2 separate regions of the Homo sapiens genome follow, and region 2 is linked to region 1. Evidence: chromatin loops called from intact Hi-C (ENCODE). Cell type or tissue: psoas muscle. All regions are shown on one strand. Each heading gives the region's core, and the rest is flanking DNA. Links, peaks and the distances in the headings are about the cores only. Region 1 overlaps TNNT3 (troponin T3, fast skeletal type). Region 2 holds the start of PRR33 (proline rich 33).

Region 1 (10,249 bases), core at 1-8,000:
GTGCTCCCCAGTGGCTGCAGGAGGACTCCAGGGGCCTGGCCCTGCCTTTGGGGCTTATTCAACGAAGCCTCACCACTTCCTCTGCCCCAGGGACAAGGCCAAGGAGCTCTGGGAGACCCTGCACCAGCTGGAGATTGACAAGTTCGAGTTTGGGGAGAAGCTGAAACGCCAGAAATATGACGTGAGTCCCGGCACCTCCGGCCCTGGGGCCCTAGCGGCTTTCACCCACCAGCAGAGCAGCCATCTCCCTGCGTCCCTACCAAACTCTGGACCTGCCCACCCCAGGGACCTGGACCCTGAGAGGCCCAAACAGGCTGTTGCCACGGACCCCTGGCTGAGGCTGCTTTCCTGCTGGGGACTGTGGCCAGAGCCCGTCCTCCTGGCTGGCCATGCAGCGCCCTGAGCGATGAACCTGGCCCCTTTGGGCGGCCTTGGTTACCCCTGCCAAAAGGACTGTCGTGGCAGAGCAGCCATGGCCAAGTGGACTCAGGGTTCATTTTCGGAACCCCTTTAAGCTTATAGAAAGTCCCCATCATCACCCAGCTCGGCCCCGGGGCACCGAGTCCGTCTGGTGTGGGGCGTCCTTTCGACAGAGCCTCCTCCACAAACCCAGACTCTGGCTTCCACCAGGGCCCCGGACACCTGCTTCCTCAGGGCAGACAGAGAGGGGTGACACACTGCACCCTGTGGCTGGGAAAAGGGGCCTGGGACTGTGCCCGTCTGGGACGGAGCAGAGCCACCATCCCATGCAGGCACTATCACCGCAGGCAAAGCTGGGACTGGGGAAGGCAGCCTGCCCGGGCGGCCTCAGGGACTGGGGTACAATGTGGGAGCTAGGGTGGAAGCCAAGCTGCTTCCCACCCTCCCAAACACCCGTTTGGGCTCCAGGGGCGAGGGGTGAGGGGCGCAGCCATGGGTGATCCACGTGCTCGGGGCAAATGCAGACACTCCAGCATCACCATCAGGGCCACGATGTCCACCCTCCAGCACCGCCAGAGGCCCCAGGGGAGGGCGGCTGTGCCCACGGGGCTTGTGCTCTACCCAGGTGCAGCAGGTGTGGGGCGACCAGTCCAAGCCAGCCGGGCAAATCCGAGCTCCTTCTCGGGGGTTCTGGGCAGGCCACCTGTTCCACCTGAGCTTCCACGAGCTCCCCTCCGACAGAGGCAGGGCGATTACACTCCCTCCCAGAGCTGTCCCCAGGGGGTCCAGGCATGAGGGACAGCCCTGACCTCACCCTTGGGGCTCTCCCAGAGGGGCTGGCCCTGAGACGGGCTTCACGGCACAGGACCCAGGTCCTTCCCATGCTGTGTTCCCAGAGCTGAATCAGGGACCCACTGGCTTTGGATAGATGCGGCCACAGCGGGCCCCCAGGGGCTCCAGAGCCTGGAGGGCCATCACCAGGCCAAGCTAGCCCACAGCCGGGCCTCGATGCCCCAGCCGCCCATCCAGCCTTGTAACCATCTTGGTCTTTCTAGATCATGAATGTCCGGGCCAGAGTGCAGATGCTGGCCAAGTTGTAAGTAGCCGGGTCCGCCCTGGGCCAGGCCCGTGGGTGTGCGTTGCACGGTGAGGTGAACCTCTCGCATGGCAAAAACCTGGATCGCTCAGGATGCTGGCGGCAGGGGGCCTGGAGCCTTCCTCCTGCCCCCGCTCTCCCCTCGTGCCTGCAGCCGGGGGCTTCCCAGTGGCCGCTGCCCTGTTGGCAAGCGAGGAAGGGCCCCCACCTTCCCAGGAGCTCCGCCTCAAGCCAGCAGCGGCCACAGAGTGCCCCTGGGCACAGGCACGAGGGCGGGAGCGGCTGGCCCAGGAGCAGCAGGGCCGTTCGGAGCTCTGAGCTCAGCGGCTGAAGGGAGCTGGAGCTGAGAAGGAGGGGTCCGCAGGCCTCACCTGCAACCCCTCCCCAGCCCCATCCGTGCTCCGTACCCCCCGCCCCACATCCTGCCGCAGGCTGAAGGTAAGTGGCCAGCTACGGGCTGCTGTGTGTGGCAGTCCAGGCCAGTACAGGCTGGCGAGAGTAAGTCCAGGCATGAGCCCAGGGGCCACGGGACGGTGTCCCCCTGCACAAGGAGCCAGGAGACAGTAAGGGAGCCGAGGAGCCCTCATGGGGGCCCAGCAGCCCTGGGTCGCGCAGCCCAGCCCACCCTGCGGTGGAGACAGGCCTTCACCCAGTACACGCAGGCCTGGCCCTCGGGTCGTCGCAGTGAGTCACTCATGTTGTTCACAGATCACCACGCTCAGGAGCCGCATTGACCAGGCCCAGAAGCAGTGAGTAGCCCTGCCGTCCTCGCTCCGCACTGGGCACAGGGGCCCTTGGGGCCAGCCGCTGTAGCCAGTCCCTAACAAGGGCCGGTGGTGGCTGGCCTCGGCAGGGCAGTAACGAGACTAACCCGGCCAGGCCACCCAGGCCAGCATGCGCAGGCCTGTGGCCAGGGACCCGGAGCCTCCTCCCTCTCCTGCACGCAGGGGAGCCCTGGGGGGTGGCAGAGTCAGGAGGAGGGATCCCAATGGGGCTTGCCTGTCACGCCCTCGCCCCGAGTCTGGCACTGGCTGCAGGGAGAGGGCAGCCAGGGGACCCCTAGAAGGGGCTACTCGGGGGGCCTTTGGTGTGGCCAACCTGGGCCCCAGGGTATCCCGCCAGTGTCCCACCCTCCAAGGGGACCTAGGACAGGGAATTAAGCAGTCAGGGCTTCATCACCAGCCCCTCTGTGACGCTGGGCAAAATCATGGACTCCTCAGGATGGTGAAACCTCATCCATAAAATCGTGTCCCTGGGGGCTGTGGGATCCCTTGACACAGCTACTCGACCACCTGCATGGGGCTGCACCCAGGGTGCCCCCGGCGATGCCACGCTGGGGATCCTGTCATGGAGCCCAGCTGCACAGCCAGTGCCATTTCCCCAAGGATCGCAGTGTTTGGGGGCTACTTGGAGTTTCGATGTTTTCTGGGATTCTTCTCCCTCCTCCTGTCGCCTTGGCTTCCCTGCGGCGCCCAGGGCGGGCTCCTCCGTGGTGCACGTGACCTCACGGCCTCCCTGTTGTGCCGTCAGGGGTCATTGCAGACCCCTCTGAGGGTGGGCAGTCGGCGTGGTGTGCATGTGCCTGCGTGTGTGCATGTGTGCATGTGCCGAGAGTGCCCAGGAACGTGTGTGAGGGCACGGCCTTTGCCAGCCAGGTGTCCTGCTGAGCAGCCGCGTCTGAATGGGGCCGGCCTCGCGGGCCGAAGCACTCCTGTCCTCCACCCGCCTTCACCCCTCACCCGCACCCAGCTCCTCCCGGCTCGTGGCCACATGAAGACCTCAGACAAATGGGGCAGGCTCCTGGGCCCCTCAGAGGCCACCGTCTGGAGGGGCATGAGCTCTTTCAAGGCCAAGCGTCTAGGATTATATCATTATCTGCTAAGACAGTCTTCCCCAGCTCAGGGGTCTGTCTGCAGTGGTACCTCAGGCAAAGAAAGGAGGACAGAGGGAGGGTGCCCCGGGCTCACGTGCCAGCCCCCTAACCACACTAACGACCTAGGCCCGCCAGGCACAGGTGAGTGGGCACTGCCCGGACTGAAGCTGGGTGTGGGCCGCAAGCTTGGGCCGGGCCTGTGCCCTGAGAGCAGCCTGGGGTCGGGCTGAGAGTCCGCCCAGGGTGGGGGACCAGGAGGGGCATGGCCAGAGGCCCTGACCCTGAAGGATCACTTGCTTCCCATTTGCAGCAGCAAGAAGGCTGGGACCCCAGCCAAGGGCAAAGTCGGCGGGCGCTGGAAGTAGAGAGGCCAGAAAGGCCCCTCGAGGCAGAGACCCTCCGCCCTCTTGCACACCAGGGCCGCTCGTGGGACTCCACATCCTCCAGCCCCCACAATCCTGTCAGGGGCTCCCTGACAGTCCTGGGGGTGGAGAGGCCATCCCGGGGCGTCCCCCGCGTCTGTGTCCTTGCTGCCTTCATCCCCTGGGGCCTGTGAATAAAGCTGCAGAACCCCCTTCACAGTCTGTACTTGCTTCTGCATGGGGGCCCCGGAGGACACGAGAGGAGGCAGGTAGGGGCTAGCCAATGGCACAGCGTCCTGGTCATCCGCGGGGCCAGCTCAGGAGGGCACTGGCCAGTACGCGCAGGGCCAGCTCAGGAGGGCACTGGCCAGCACGTGCCACCTGCTGCTACGGCCAGGGCGGTGCCTGGATGCCCATCAGACGCTGCCCACAGCTTTTCCCTCTAAAACGTGGGCTCCATCCCCGCGCAAGCCTATAGGGCCCCTCCACTCTCCACTCCCATAGGGTCTTTGTGCAGAAGGGGGTGATCTGCAGGCCTCACCCCCAGCCCCAGACCCTGGCCATCTGCGCCAGCTGTCAATCCACTGGGGGCAGAGAAACTTTGCCTCGGGAGGGGGTGAGGGAGGAGGGCAGGGCTGCGAAAGAGACTTTGCCACCCCCCAGAAAGGCAGAGGCAGGCGGGAGCGGCTCCTGCGTGAGGGGTGCACCCCAGGCCCTGGTCGGGGAAAAACAGTGCAGGAGAGTGCACTCCCAGCAGACAGCAGGCAGGGAAGACACAGACAGCCTTCTCCGGAACGCAGGACAGCAGAGCGCACGCGGGTCGTAAATCTGAAAATCCTGACCAGAGAAAATTATGGAAAGTATAAATCATAGAAATTGGATCAAGACGCAGAGACTTGTACAGCAAAATATTCACAGAGGAAGGTTTGGAGTCCAGAACGGCCCCCAGAAAGACTCAGGGGCGGGCGGGCGGCCACATCCGGGAGTTCTGCTGCCGGGGATGGGGGCCAAGGAGCGGGGGATGGGGGGGAGCAGCACGGCCCCCTCAGTCTGCGATGGGGTTGGGGACAAGGCCAGGACCCAGAGGACAAAACAGAACCTCCAGATAGCATCACACACATGTGCAGACCCTGCAACACACACACACATAACATCACCCCCCACAACACACACACACAGAAACATCACCCCGCACACACACACATACAAATAATATCCCCCCCAACACATGCACACACAGAAACATCACCCCCCACAACACACACACACACAGAAACATCCCAGGTGTGTGACCCCACAACACACACAAAGAAACATCATCTGAGGTGTGTGACCCCACAACACATACACACACACACACACACACACACACACACACACTCCCACACTCCAGCCTGGGAAACAGAGTGAGGCCCTGTCTCTCTCTCACACACACACACACTCCCACACTCCAGCCTGGGAAACAGAGTGAGGCCCTGTCTCAAACACACACACATGCAGAAACTAACCAGAGTGAGACACTGTCTCAAACACACACACACAAAAGCAGAAACCAGAGACCCTGTCTCACACACACACACACACACACACACACTCCCACACTCCAGCCTGGGAAACAGAGTGAGACCCTGTCTCAAACACACACGCACAAGCAGAAACTAACCAGAGTGAGACACTGTCTCAAACACACACACACACACACACACACACACACACACACAAGCAGAAACCAGAGACCATGTCTCACACACACACACACACACACGCCGGCGTGCCCACATTCCAGCCTGGGAAACAGAGTGACACCCTGTCTCAAACACACACACACACACACACACGCAGAAACTAACCAGAGTGAGACCCTGTCTCAAACACACACACACACACACACACACACACGCAGAAACCAGAGAGAGACCCTGTCTCAAACACACAGACACACACACACGTAGAAACCAGAGTGAGACGCTGTCTCTCTCTCTCTCACACACACACACACACACACACACACACAAGCAGAAACCAACCAGGGCATTGGTTGCTTGGGACTGGGAGGTCCAGGGTGGGATGGGGAGCCACACAGGGCACGAGGACAATTTTGGGGCAATGAGGGTGTTTGTCTCCTGATGGGGCTGGCTTCATGGCTGTCTATGTAGATTAAGATGGATGGAATCGTGCAGTTTAAACATGGCAATGGCTGCGTGTCAATGACACCCTCAACGAAGGTGGTTTTAAAAAGTATAAGGCAAATGACAAAACTGGGAAAATATTTTGAATCAAGTATGACAGAGAAGGAGTCATGTCATTCATACATTAAAGACACTTGGAAAAACACGTCAGGAAAACATTCCCACCCTAAGTAATTTGTTCAGGCTGCCATAAGAAAGCACCAAGTCTGGGCAGCTTAAATGACAGACATTTATTCTCTCACAGTCCTGGAGGTTGGAGTCCGAGATCAAGGTGCTGTGGAGCTGGTTCCTCCTGAGGCCTCTCTCCGGGGCTTGCAGATGCCACCATCTCCCTGTGTCCCCAACGGGGCTATCCCTCTGTGCGTGTCTGTGTCCTCATCTCCTCTTGTTATAAGGACACCAGTCCTATTGGATTAAGACCCACCCATATGACTCCATTTTAATTTAATTATGTCTTTAAAGACTCCATCTGCAAAAACAGTCACATTCTGAAGTATTAGCGACTAAGGCTTCAACATATGATTTTTTTTTTGTTGAGACGGATTTCACTCTGTCGCTCAGGCTGGAGTGCAGTGGCACGATCTCGGCTCACTACAACCTCCACCTCCCAGGTTCAAGCGATTCTCCTGCCTCAGCCTCCCTCGTAGCTGGGACTACAGGTACGCACCACCACACTCGACTAATTTTTGTATTTTCAGTAGAGACAGGGTTTCACCCTGTTGGCCAGCTGATCAACTCCTGACCTCAGGTGATCCACCCGCCTCGGCCTCTCAAAGTGCTGGGATTACAGGCGTGAGCCACTGTGCCCGGCCGCAAGGTAAGAATTTTAAGCAGGACACAATTCAGCCTGCAGAAAACATGAGCGACAGACAGAAGCAGCCAAGCCCTGGAATCAGAAATATGAGCAACCGATACACGCACGCCGCTACACCTGGCTCACTTGTCTATTTTTTGTAGAGACAGGGGTTTCACCATGTTGCCCAGGCTGGACTTAAACTCCTGGGCTCAATGATCCACCCACCTTGGCCCCCCAAAGTGTCGGGATTACAGGTGTGAGCCACCGTGCCTGGCCGAGGCTGCAGTTTTCAATGAGGTGGGTGAATGAGGCCTCCGTGGGAAGAGGGCATGGCAAGTGTGCGGGGTCAGCACGTGCCCAGGCCCTGCGGCCCGGGAAGCCCACATGCTACAGGGGCACAAGAAGGCCCACGTGGACCCTCAGAGGCCCCCGACCACGCCATGTGAGAGGCTGACTACCTCTGCCACCCCCTCTTTGTGGCACCCGAGAGCAGGGTGCCTAGGAGGCCAAGAATGGTGGGGGGAACTGGGATTAAGATGGGACTCCTAGAATGGAGGCACTGTTGAGCCCTGGGCCACCAGGAGCAGGTGCTGGGAGGGGCTCTGCTGCTGCAGCAAAGGGGCCAGGTTGGCTGGGAAGGTGGGAGGGAGTGGGGGAGGAAGGTGGGAGGGAGGGGGGAGGGAGAGGGAGGGGCTGATGGGGAGACAAGAAGTCTCTAATGGCAGCTGATTCTGAAGGGCTTCGTCAGGGCAGCACCAACACACCCCCGCCTGCTGTCCTGGTCCTGTCCAAACGCAGCCTCCCATGTGGGTGGGGGGCCTTCTCTTCTGGTTGGGAGAAAAGCCAGGTGGCCACGTGTGTGGCTGGTGATCACAGGCTGGCGCTGCAAGGAGCTTTGAGGCTGCAAGGAGCTCTTGCTGTGCCACTGCACTTCCACACTCCAGCCTGGGAAACAGAGTGAGACCGTCTCAAAACACACACACACACACACACACACACACACACACACACACATACAAAAGCAGAAACCGACCAGGACATTGCTTGCTTGAGACTGGGAAATCCAGGATGGGATGGGGAGCCACACAGGGCACGAGAAAAATTTTGGGGCAATGGGTGTGTCTATCACAGCTCTGGGGAGGGCCGCAGGCTGTTTGGGGGGGTGGTGTCTTCTGGGTTCTATCCTGGTGTAATGCACAATGGCTTTGTGGATGTGAGCAAGCCACATTCCCAGAGCCATGGTCACCCAGCCGGTACACAGGGTCTGAGGATGCTGGACGCAGGCAAGGAGGGTTTGTGGTCCACGCTGTGGCCTGCAGGATGGGCAAGGGCTGGCAACAACCCTTCTGAGCTGCCTGTGCCTCTCCTGTGAGTCCTGCCTGCTCTGCCCCAGGGATCCTGGTGCCTGGGTCTGGCCTCCCCTGGGCTGTCTGGTTCCTGGACAGTGAGAGCCGGTGATCTGCAGCCAGGGCCTGGCACAAGTAGGTGCTGGGTAAAACAAGGGGGTTGCCATTTCTTCCTAATCTTTGAAAACCTGCATTTGAACATGGTGGCTCACTGGTTTGTGCTTACAGTGATTTCGCTACAAGTGTTTGCACCTTTTTGTGTGTTTATTGGCGGGATGAATGAATGAGTCTATGAATGAATGAGTGAGTGTATGTGTGAACAGCCCCTCCCCCACCCTCTGTATGAATGAATGAATGAGTGTATGTGTGAACGGCCCCTCCCCCCACCCTCTGTATGAATGAATGAATGAGTGTATCTGTGAACGGCCCCTCCCCCACCCTCTGAATGAATGAATGAGTGAGTGTATGTATGAACGGCCCCTCCCCCACCCTCTGAATGAATGAATGAATGAGTGTATGTGTGAACAGCCCCTTCCCCACCCTCTGTATGAATGAATGAATGAGTGTATGTGTGAACGGCCCCTCCCCCCCACCCTCTGTATGAATGAATGAATGAGTGTATCTGTGAACGGCCCCTCCCCCACCCTCTGTATGAATGAATGAGTGTATGTATGAACGGCCCCTCCCCCACCCTCTGAATGAATGAATGAATGAGTGTGTGTGTGAACAGCCCCTCCCCCCACCCTCTGTACGAATGAATGAATGAGTGAGTGTATGTGTGAACGGCCCCTCTCCCCCACGACCTGATTCTCATCTGCAGGCTGAAAGTGCTTTCCCAGCTGAATTCGTACGTTCCCTTAAAACCCTTCAGGGACCCTCACTGTAAAAACGCCCCAGCTCCCCCAGCCTGACTCGCAAAGCTCAGTTTAGGGGCTGCCCTTGCAGCGGGGCTCCTGGCTCAGGTCTAGCAGGTGGAAGCAGAAGAGCATGTCCCGACACACCGATGAGAAGTTGCTGAGGACGTGGAGCAGCAGGAAGCACCACCTTTGCAGTGGGAACGCCAAACAGTGCGGCCACTTTGGAAGACCGCGGGGCAGTTTCTTACAAAATCAAACGTCCTCCTACCATACAACCAGCAATGGCCCTCCTGGGTGTTTCTGCAAATGAATTGAAAACTTGTGTCCACCCTAAAACCTGCACACACATGTTTGCAGAGGCTTTATTCATTACTGCCGAGACTTGGAAGTAAACAAGAAGTCCTTCCGTAGGCAAAGGGATAAACCGAGGTACATCCAGACAATGGAACAATATCCGGCCCGAAAAGAATGCACTATGAAACCACAAAAAAACCCAGAGGAGCCCTAGCTGCATCTCACTCATGGCAAGAAGCCAATCTCGAAAGGCTACGTGCTGTATGATTCCAATGATACCACAGCCTGGAGAGGGCAATGCCAAGGCGGCAGTGGAAAGAGCCAGGGCTGCCAGGGGCCGGGGGAGGCAGGAATGCACAGGCAGGGCAGAGGCAGCTTTTCAGGCAGTGACACTTCTGTGTGACACCATAGTGGTGGCTAAAGGACATTTTGCAAGGATGAAACCTGGGGGTAAACTCTGGACTTAATAGTAATGCATCAGTATTGGTTTATCAATTGGAACAGATCACACCACACGATGCAAGATGTTAATAATGGAGGGGCACTCAAGGAGAGGGGGTCTGTGGGAACTCTGTATACTCCCTGAGCAATTTTTCTGTAAGCCCAAAGTTCCTCTAAAAGATAAGGTCTACTTAAAAAGGACCAATTATTGGGCCAGGTGCAGTGGCTCATGCCTGTAATCCTAGCACTCTGGGAGGCCGAGGCAGGTGGATCACCTGCGGTCAGGAGTTCGAGAACAGCCTGGCCAACGTGGCGAAACCCCATCCTTATTAAAAATACAAAATCAGTTGGGCGTGGGGGCCCGCACCTGTAATCCCAGCTACTCGGGAGGCCGAGTCAGGGGAACTGCTTGAACCTACGAGGTGGAGGCTGCAGTGAGCCAAGACTGTGCCATTGCACTCCAGCCTGGGCTACACGTGACCCTGTCTCAAAAAATAAAAAATAAAATACAATAAAATAAAATAAGGGCCAGGCATAGTGGCTCACGCCTATAATCCCAGCATTTTGGGAGGCCA
Region 2 (10,249 bases), core at 958-8,957, 48 kb before region 1:
CAATGTCCCTGCATCCAACCAATAGTCCTTCATCCACCAACTCCCTTCAATCCAACCAATACACCTTCATCCAATCAATACCCCTATTCATTCAGTGCTCCTCCATTCAATCAATTCCCCTCCAGCCAACCAAAACAACTTCATCCAGTCAATGCCCCTCCATCCAATAATGCCTTGCACCCAATCAATGGCCTTCTATCCCATCAATTTCCCTCCATCCAACCAAAATAGTTTCACCCAATCAATGCCTCTGCTTCCAATCAATGCCCTTCTATTCAACCAATACTTCTTTATCTAATCAGGACATCTCCATCTAACCAGTATCCTTCCATCCAACCAACACTCTACTAAATCAGTGCCCCTCCATCCACCCAGTGCCCCTCCATCCACCCAGTACTCACTTATCCAACAAGCACTCCTCTATCTTACCAGTATTCCTCCATCCAATCAGTGCTCTTCTATGCAATTAATGCCCCTCCATCCATACTTTACTCCTTCACCCAATCAGCGCCCTTCTAGTCAAGCAATACTTCTGATTTCAATTAATCCCCCTTCAACCAACCAATACTCCTCCATCCAACCAGTACTCCTCCATGCAATCAATGTTCCTCTATCCAACCAACATCCTTCTATCCAACCAATATTCCTCCATCCAATTAATGCCTCTCCATCCAACCAGTACTCCTCCGTCCTATCAATGCTCCTGTATCCTATCAATATTCCTCCATCCAACCAATACTTCCCCATCCAATCAATACTCCTTCATTCATTCACTGCTCCTCCATCCAGTCAATACCTTTCCATCCTACCAGTGCCCCTCCATCCAACCAATACTCCTTTATCCAATCAACGTCGTTGCATGCAATCAATGCCCCTTCATTGAACCAATACGGCTCTATCCAACCAATACTACTCCATTCAATCAATGCCCCTCCATCTAACAAACACTCCCTCATATAATCAGTACTCCTCCATCCAATCAATATTCCTTCATCTATCAACACCTTTCTATACAACCAATACTCCTCCATCTAATCAATGCTCCTCCATCCAACCAATACTCTGAAATTTAACCATTGTCCCTCTATCCATTCAATGTCCCTCCATCCATCCCATGGTCCCCCAGCCCTACCCCATGAGGAGCATGGAGGCAGACCCACATCTGTCCTGTGCGCCATCATCTCCCTGATGCTCTTCAGGACAGGGAGGTGTCTCACAACTGCATCGAATGGAGGAAGGCTCATCTTTCCAGTGATCCCCACTCTGGGGCTGCATTGGGAAAGCGCTCCCAGGGAAAACACAAACACAAAGCAGACGGTTGCCCAGTGTGACCCTCTGATGTGACCACGGTGGCTGTCCACTAAGGTAATCCTGATGCTTTTCCTCCTCTGCAGACCGCTGGCCGGACCCCCAAGCTAGCCCGCCAGGCCTCCATAGAGCTGCCCAGCATGGCTGTGGCCAGTACCAAGAGTCGGTGGGAGACGGGTGAGGTACAGGCTCAGTCTGCGGCCAAGACTCCGTCCTGCAAGGTAAGGTCCCCTCCAGGGGCAAGGCTGGGCTGCAGAGCCAGCGCCTGGGAGTTTAGTAGCAGGCCGGGTTTCCTTGTTAAGACAAGCATGGGACTGTCCAGGATGAATGTGGGTATACAGAACCCTGAGGTATTGCAGTAGGGTTGGGTTCACCCTTGCTGGTGTAGAAGGCTGTGTTGTCCGAGTGGAGGTAGATGGCACCTTTATTCCTTTCCCTGCCTCTTCCACTGGGATCACACAGAAAAAGTTTAGGTAGGCAGATCCCAGGCCCCCTGGCCAGGTAAGGCAAGGCGGGAGAGAAGGGCCCAGGGCTTCTACTCCCCAAGATCCAGGGGTCTGCCCTTGTGACATACCCTTCTGCTGCCCCCAGGATATTGTGGCTGGAGACATGAGCAAGAAAAGCCTCTGGGAGCAGAAGGGAGGCTCCAAGACCTCATCAACAATTAAGGTAGAGCCTAAATGTGGTTGGTGCAGGCAGGGTGGGTGCAGCAGGGGAGGGCAAAGAGGGACTGTCCTCTGTGCATCTGGGAGGGCTTCCCAGAGGCGGAGGCAGCATCATCTCCTTTCTGCTGCTCTCACCTTCACTCTTGGTCTCCTTTCCCAACAGAGCACCCCATCTGGGAAGAGGTATAAGTTTGTGGCCACCGGGCATGGGAAGTATGAGAAGGTGCTTGTGGAAGGGGGCCCGGCTCCCTAGGCGTCCCATCTCGGTGAGTCCCTGGCAACTCACAGAAGGGGATGAGGTGCACACACGTGCACTGTGCTGGGAACTTGGCAACCTGGAGGCTGCCTGGAGCCCTGTTGCAGGCTACAAGGGTGGACTCCGAGTTGGCCAGAACCCAGACCAGCTCAGTCTCCCAGTCCTGTGCAGATGCTGCCTCTCTCACCTGATACCAGATTCAAACTCTCTGCTCATTTCACTAGAGTCAGCCCGGCTCAGCCACTGCTCCACTAGGGAAGCTCAAGGCTCCCATCTGGGACTCCCCAAAAGCCACAGCAGGGCTCGTGAGGGAAGTGAGGGGCAGCCTGGCCACCACAGGGCTAGCATTGAAGGAAGCAGGTGGCATGGAGCCCAGGTTCCCTGACCATCTGTATGCTGAGGGTCCATAGAGGGGCAGGAACTTAGGTCCTACTCCCTGTCCCAGCCGAGAGCGATTCAGAGGTCCTGATGCCCTCCCCATCCCATGCTGCAGACAGAGCAGTGCCACTCCTGCCATGGTGAGACACACATTTATTAGTGACCTGGGCCCCAGGCTCCATTTCCAGCACCCATCACACCACAGGGTGGGGCAGCTGTCCTCCTACCATCTTCCCCTGCCAAACCCTGACTCTCAAGCAGCTGTGGCAGAGGCTTTTTCTGGTACCTCTGTGTCCCTCTCCTGTGGTTGGCCACCCCCACCAGAGCCTGGCTGACTGCTGAGTAGGCCCCTCCACTCTCCCCACCAGGGCCACAGCCCCTTCTCTGTCCCGCTTGGCCAAGCTGTTCCCATAGGGTTGGGACTGAGGGCTCCCTCCTCATCCAGCTGTCAAAGCCTGGGCATGGCCAGTGCTGAGACCCTCGCTGTCCCACCAGCGAATCCCTCGAGTTCTGCCCCCTCAGGCTGTCAGCCCAGGTAGGGGAAGCAGAGGTGGGCCGAGAGAGAGGTCACGCTGGGCCCTCCTCCACCCCTGATGAGCCCCTCCCTGCCTGCCCCTGAGCACTTGTATTGGTGCCAAGTCCCACGCTGGCTGAGGGCTCCCCCCTGCACCCTAGTCCCAGGATCTGGCTCTGCCATCAGGAAGCACAGGCAGCAAAACTGCTGACTGCTCCTGACGCCGATGGCCAAGCCAGCCTGACCGCACCCATGCCTCAGCAAGCAGAGATCTGGCCCCAAACCTTTGACAGCAAAAGGTGACAGCAAAAGGGAGGATCAGTGAGAGGCCCAGGCCCCTGAGGAGCCTGGGCTAGGTCAGTAGATGCAGTCCTCTGCCATCTTACCTAAAGTTTTCATCCCAAGGCCCCCATCCTACATCCCGACGCAGACCCCTTCTCTGTTCCCCTCACACCACTGCAGCCCAGGGGCTCCAGCTCGTCCTCTCTGCCCCGTCCACCTGACCACCCTCCTAACCATGCAGACTTCCCTCAGCACCCCATGTGCCCTTCCCAGGCTGCCCTGCACCCCATGCCCCTTGGGCCCTGGTGCATCTTCATGCAGCAACTATGGGCCCCCAGCTAGAGCCTCAGCCCCTTCTTCTGTCCATCCCATGGTCCTGGGCTCTGGGGGCCATTCTGGCCACTTCACTGGAGCCTCCAGCCAGTCGCTGTGCGGTTGAAGTTCTTGGGCTGGGGGCTCAGCTCCAGGATGGAGCGGACTGTGGGAGGGGGCCGGGTGGCCTCCTGCAGCTTCCGGGCGTTGAAGCGAGGCCGGTACAGGAAGGGCAGGCGGGTGAGGCTGGCTGGGGTGTGCTCCCCACCGCTGGGCCCTGCCAGGCGCCCTTGGGCCTCCGCCACTGACATGCGGTACAGCACGGCATCCCACATCCTGGAGGTCCGGGAGGCGGGGGCCCGGGGTGCGGTGAGGGCGGGCACCTCCTGCTCTGTGGGGGCAGGCACCTCCTGCTCTGTGGGGGTGGGCACCTCTGGCTCCAGGCTCTGCCGCGGCTCTGGGCACGGAGGCTCTGGGGCCTCCTCCAGCAGCTGCTTCTTGAGCCACGTCCAGCCACTGAGCCGGGGCTTGGGTGCAACTTTGGGGACAGGGCATGGGTGAGGGCCTGATGGTGGGGTAGGGGATGAGGCCCAGGCAGGGCTGGACACTCGCTCGGCCTCAGCGGCGGGGCCAGCCATCGGGGGCTCCTCCAGGTGCTCTCTGCCAGGGCCCATGGGGACCAGGCTGTGCGGTGAGGACTCCAGCGAGCGGCAGGTCGGGGCTATGGGCACCACAACCCTGGCACTAGCCTCTCTGGGCACTGAGGCCTGGAAGCCGGGTGGCGGCCGTGGTACAGGGGGCTCCTCAGGCAAGGGACTGGCAGCCTGGACTGTGGTGGGCAGTGGGCGGATGTGAGCCACTGGGACCAGGGGCTGGGCCCTGGGGGGACTTGGGGTGGCATCTCCATCCTGGCTGTTGGATCCCACTTCTGGGGCTGTCCTGGGAGGCTCAGGGGTCCCATTGTGTGGGGATGGTGCCAGCTGGATGTGCACCTGGGTGACGTGGGTGCCCCCACCCCCAGAGACAGGGACGAAGCCACTGGGGGGCCGGGTAGGTTCTGGGGCCGAGGCTACAACCTGGGGCCCCATGGCCCTGAATTGAGCAGCTAGAATCCTGCGCTGGGTGAGGCCGATGGAGAACGTGGACTTCTGCAGGGGTGATGCCACGTGGTGGATGATGGGGGTGTGCGGGGAGCGGGGTAGGGCAGCCACCATGCGGGGAGCCTCGGCGGGGCGTGGGGCTTCAGGAAGGCGTGGGGCTTCGGCGGGGTGCGGGCCCTCAGCAGCGTGCGGGGCTGTGACCTCCTGGTCATGGCTGGCCTCACTCACGGGGGACAGGGAGGTGCGGAAGGCCCTGGGTGGAGCGAGGTGTGTGCCTCCCATCATCTTCTTCCGGGCTGCCTTCCTCAGGAGCTTCTGCAAACGCAAGTTGTCCTTCCCTGGCTTGGGCAGCAGGGGCGGTGGGGGTCCAGGGGTTCCCTGGAGGCTTGGGCCGCACACCTCGGGTGCCATCGACGCAGCCGATATGAGCATGACTGTGTCCTAGGGTGGGAGGGACAGTGGTCAGGCCAGCCCTCCTCCCTCCTGAGGTGGGAGGCCTGTGTCTCCTGTGGTCCAAGGAGGACCTGGGGCCAGGGGTGTGGAGGCCTGAGTATTCTGCTTCCTGAGCACCCAGAACCTGCCAGGGACATGCTGAGCTCGACTGTGCCTTGGGGACTTTGGGGTGGCCCCACCATCACCCTAGTGTAGAAATGAGGCCACAGAGGCCGAGTCCCTCCAGGGATGGGGCTAGAACCTGCCTCCAGGGCTCTGTCCTCCATGCCACCCCAGCACAAAGCAGGCCCCAAGTACACAGCCTGGGTCAGGCCGCAACACCGTGTGGGCTGGGGTGGGAGACGGAGACGCGGGTGAGCCCCAAGTGACAGGCATGCCCCTGGCCAGCTGCTGGCCAAGCCCAGGGCTGGAAGAGCGGCTGCCCCCAGACACGTGAGGGGCGCCCTGTTGTCGCCGGCTCAACCACAGGCGCGTCCGCTGCGAGCCAGCGGTGAGGGGTGGCGGCCAAGAGGCTTGGGAAAGCCGAGGCTGCATCATCAGAGGTAGATTGGCCGGAAGGTGGGAGCAGTTTTCGCTGAGCTATGCTAAATGGGATATTCCCGCAGACCTCCTGTCTGGGGTGGCCCGGCCAAGCCGCCCACCCTGGTTTCTGGGCACCACGTGTTTGCAAGGACATTGACAAATGGCATCTGTCCGAGCCAGAGGCTCTCTGGTTTGGGGAAGGAGGGAGTCCTGGGGGCTGCCGCTGGTGGGGGCTGGCTCTGCCAAGGCAAGAACAGAGCTGCTGGAGGGGTGGGGGCGGAAGGAGCCTGCTTAGGACTGCTCTCAGCTACCGGCCTCCTCTGGATGACGGGACTGCAGGAACCACGAGAACCCCAGTTCTAGCTCCCAGGGTGGGCAGGCTGCTTGGCAGGCAGGCCGCCTTCCCTCCACCAGGAGTCAGGTCTCCAGCCAGAGGTCCTGACCCAGGGCACAAGTGCTCGCACTGGGAAGCAGGCCTCTGAGGCAGGACGTCTTCTCCTGTGGTGGAGTGGGGGTGTGGGCAGGGCAGGGAGGCCAGCAGAGAGAGGCTCGGGGAGCAGGCTCTGTGGGCTTGCAGGAGGCAGGTCTGTGGCCCCTCCCTGGACCCTAGCCTAATGCCCCCTGCACCCCATGCCTATGTTCCAGCTTCCTGGGTCTGCAGGTCCAGCCGGCTGGCACCCTCCATGTACCCAGGGGAGATTCCAGCCAGACACCCGCCCCCCGGCCCTGGCTAAGAAGTTGCTTCCTGTTGCCAGCATGACCTACCCTCGCCTCTTTGATGCCATCCGCTGCCACCTCCTTTTGCTCCTGGACCCTTTAGCCTCTCTGCCCTTCCACTCTCTGACCACCGCCCCCGCCCTCCCCACCCAGCTCCGCTTCTTGTTACTTGGGGGAGGAAAGAAACTCCTGATCATTGGCCAAAGGGACTTACCCCTGGAGAGGCCAAGTGCCTTCTAGGAAGTTAGGAGGTTGAGGCACAGCCTGTGCAGAGAGGGTGGGTCACCCCCCCAGATCCAAGGAGAAACTGCAGGTCAAGGGCTGATAACGGCCATGCAGGATGCTTGATGCTGCGTCCCCCGCTGCTTGCCGCCCCCCACCCCGCCATTTTGTATAATAAAGCTCCCTGTGTATTCTCATGTGCTGGCTGTCTTGTACTCACTAAGGGGGCAGGGCTGGCCAGGATGGAAATGTTGGGCCAGTGGCCAGCCCATTCCCACACTGCACAGCATGCTGTGGCCTCTGGGTTCAGGCAGTCTGACCTGTCTCATGGCCTTTGCAGTATAAGACGCCAGGACATAAGCTCTCTGGTGGCCTAAGTCAGAGCACACACAATGGGTGGGGTCCGGGCTTCCTTTTCCAGAATGTCTGTGATATCCCTACCCCAACCAGGACTAGCCCAATATAAACTTCTGTGCCTTGACTTCGCACCCACTGAGGGCAAGATCCACCTCGGGGCCTCCCCCAACACCACACAGGAGGTGCTCAGTGAAGGTTTGGAAAACAGACAAATGGGTGGATGGGTGGGTGGATGGATGGATGGGTAGGTGGGTGGACGAATGGATAGATGAATAGATTAATGGATGGATGAGTGGATGGATAGGTGGGTGAATGGATGGGTAGGTGGGCGAGTGGATGAATGGCTGGGTGGGCAAGTGGGTGGATGGATGGATGGGTAGGTGGGTGGACGAATGGATAGATGATCAGATGAATGGATGGATGAGTGGACAGATAGGTGGGTGAATGGATGGGTAGGTGGGTGAGTGGATGAATGGCTGGATGAGCGAGTGGAGGGATGGGTGAGTGGATGAATAGGGGATGGATGAATGGATAGAGGGATATGTGGATGAGTGAATGAGTAAGTGGGTGGGTGGGTGGATGGATGGATTGATGGATGGATGAGTGGACGGATAAGCAGGTGAATGGATGGGTAGGTGGGTGAGTGGATGAATGGTTGGGTGGGTGAGTGGAGGGATGGGTGAGTGGATGAATAGGGGATGGATGAATGGATAGACGGACATATGGATGAGTGAATGAGTAAGTGGGTGGGTGGGTGGATGGATGGATTGATAGATGGATGGATGAGTGGACGGATAAGCAGGTGAATGGATGGGTAGGTGGGTGAGTGGATGAATGGTTGGGTGGGTGAGTGGAGGGATGGGTGAGTGGATGAATAGGGGATGGATGAATGGATAGAGGGATGTATGGATGAGTGAATGGGTAAGCAGGTGGGTGGATGGATGGACTAATGGATGGATGAGTGGGTGAATAGGTGGGTGAATGGATGGGTGGGTGGGAGGATGGCTGGCTGGCTGGCTGGCTGGCTGGATGGATGGATGGATGGGTTAGTGAATGGATAGGTGGATGGATGAAAGGAGGGATGCATGAGTGGATAGGTAGATGAGTGGATGGATGGATGAAGGGATGGCTGGATGAATGGACAGAGGGAGAGAGGGGGGATGGAGGGAGGGATGAGTGAGTGAATGGGTAGGTGGGTGGGTGGATGGATGGATGGAAGGAGCGATAAATGAAGGGATGGGTAGGTGGTTGGATGGATGGATAGATAGATAATGGAGGGATTGATGAATGAAGGGATGGATGCATGGATGGGTAGATGGATGGATGGATGAAGGGATGGATGAGAGTGGATGGACAGGTGGATGGATGGATAGGTGGATGGATGAATGGAGGGATGGATGTGTGGATGGGTAGATGAAAGGATGGATGAAAGGACGGATAGATAGATAGGTGAGTGAGTGAATGGATAGGTGGATGGATGAATGGAGAGATGGATGAGTGGATGGGTAGATGGGTGGGTGGATGGATGGGTGAAGGGATAGATGAATGGATGGACAGAGAGCGGGAAGGATGGATGGAGGAAGGGATGAATGAGTGGATGGGTAGGTGGGTGGGTGGATGGCTGGAGTGTGGGAGTGTGTGTGTGTGTGTGTGTGATAGGGCCTCACTCTGTTTCCCGGGCTGGGAGTGTGTGTGTGTTTGTGTGTATGTGTGTGTGTGACAAGTTCTCTGTTTCCCAGGCTGGAATGTGTGTGTGTGTGTGTCAGAGCCTCACTCTGTTTCCCAGGCTGGGAGTGTGGGAGTGTGTGTGTGTGTGTGTGTGTGTGTGTGTCAGAGCCTCACTCTGTTTCCCAGGCTGGGAGTGCAGTGGCACAATGAGAGCTCCTTGCAGCCTCAACCTCCTGGGCTCAACGGATCCTCCTGCTTCAGCCTCCCAAGTAGCTGGGACCGCAGGTGCCCACCACCACACCTGGCTAAGTTTTTGATTTTTTTTGTAGAGACGAGGTCTTGCTATGTTGCCCAGGCTGGCTTCAAACTCTTGGGCTCAAGCGACCCCCCCTGCCTCCACCTCCCAGAGTGCTGGGATTACAGGCATGAGCCCTGCACCCAAGGGTTTGTGCTTTTTTACAGTGTTACATAAATGGCATCCTGCAGCACGCACGCACTCCTTGTCTGACTTCTGTCACGTAGCATAACTATTCTGAGATCCATGCTTGCTGCTGTGTCTGTTGTAAACACTCATTTTTATTGCCACAGCATGGGTACACCCCAACCCGCTCATCTGTTCGTCTCTTGGTGGACATCAGGGTGGTTTCCAGTTTTGAATGATGGAAAGTAATGTGGCCATTTACATTCACACACAGGTTTTCAGAAGGACATACATTTCCTTTACTCTTGGGGAGAGGCCTAGAAATAAAACGACTAGATGCCGTGGGAGGTGTGTGTGAAACTTGTTCAGAAACGGCCTAGCTCTCATTTCTTGTTGCAGTTGGAATGGTTCATCTCGCTGACTTTGGCCCTTCCTAGACGTGGAGGGTGCGGTCTGTGATTTTGGCTTGCGTGTCTCCCGGCACCAGGGGTGCCGTGCAGCTTTGCACGTGCTACTTCACCACTGATACATCTTGCTGGGGGAAGCATCTGTTCAGATCTTTTGCCCGTTGCTGTAAAATTGGGTTATTTGTTTTCCTATTGTTGAGTTTGAGAGTTCTTTCTTTCTTTTTTTTTTTGAGATGGAGTTTTGCTCTTGTTGCCCAGGCTGGAGTGCAGTGGCGCCATCTTGGCCCACTGCAACCTCCGTCTCCTGGGTTCAAGCGATTCTCCTGCCTCAGCCTCCCAGGTAGCTGGAACTACAGGCATTTGCCACCACGCCGGGCTAATTTTTGTATTTTTAGTAGAGGTGGGGTTTCACCATGTTGTTCAGGCTGGTCTCGAATTCCTGACCTCAAGTGATCCGCCTGCCTTAGCCTCCCAAAGTGCTGGGATTACAGGCGTGAGCCACCGTGAGAGTTCTTTGTATATATTCTGAATCAATCCTTGATGAAATAGATTTGCAAAGATTTTTCTCCTGGTTGGTGGCCTTGTCCTCTCACCGTTAACCATCTGAAGAGCAAATTTTAAACATTTTTGATGAATTTCAGTTTGTCAATTTGTTCTTTTAGGAATT

The links. A loop is a pair of places that touch in the nucleus more often than their neighbours do. Peaks named below come from ENCODE experiments on the same cell type or tissue, not always from the same donor. Only the 100,000 strongest peaks of a DNase experiment are listed, where the experiment ranks them.
Region 2: a loop joins it to region 1, with 5 times the contacts of the local background. A loop is called at or near these places in 66 of 110 quality-filtered maps.

Annotation. Positions count from the first base shown.
Region 1 is chr11:1,934,739-1,944,987 of GRCh38, forward strand. TNNT3 (troponin T3, fast skeletal type) reads left to right here. Exons shown (of 16, transcript NM_006757.4): 14 at 91-181; 15 at 2,225-2,265; 16 at 3,700-3,964. The coding sequence ends at 3,754. Among named protein-coding and RNA genes, the nearest start is that of MRPL23, 7.5 kb to the right of the region's middle. RefSeq lists a silencer at 378-566 and an enhancer at 1,020-1,617. In psoas muscle, for the core only: no CTCF peak of the experiment used is centred there; DNase peaks (open chromatin) are centred at 3,703, 3,893, 4,463, 4,773 and 3 weaker places; H3K27ac peaks cover 1,097 bases.
Region 2 is chr11:1,885,338-1,895,586 of GRCh38, forward strand. LSP1 (lymphocyte specific protein 1) reads left to right here. Exons shown (of 11, transcript NM_002339.3): 8 at 1,395-1,529; 9 at 1,900-1,977; 10 at 2,137-2,239; 11 at 6,436-6,926. The coding sequence ends at 2,226. PRR33 (proline rich 33) reads right to left here and starts at 6,558. Exons shown (of 1, transcript NM_001395380.1): 1 at 2,741-6,558. The coding sequence starts at 5,247. The coding sequence ends at 3,808. RefSeq lists a silencer at 1,870-2,036. In psoas muscle, for the core only: no CTCF peak of the experiment used is centred there; DNase peaks (open chromatin) are centred at 4,074, 4,373, 4,622, 5,744 and 1 weaker place; H3K4me3 peaks cover 880 bases; H3K27ac peaks cover 3,109 bases.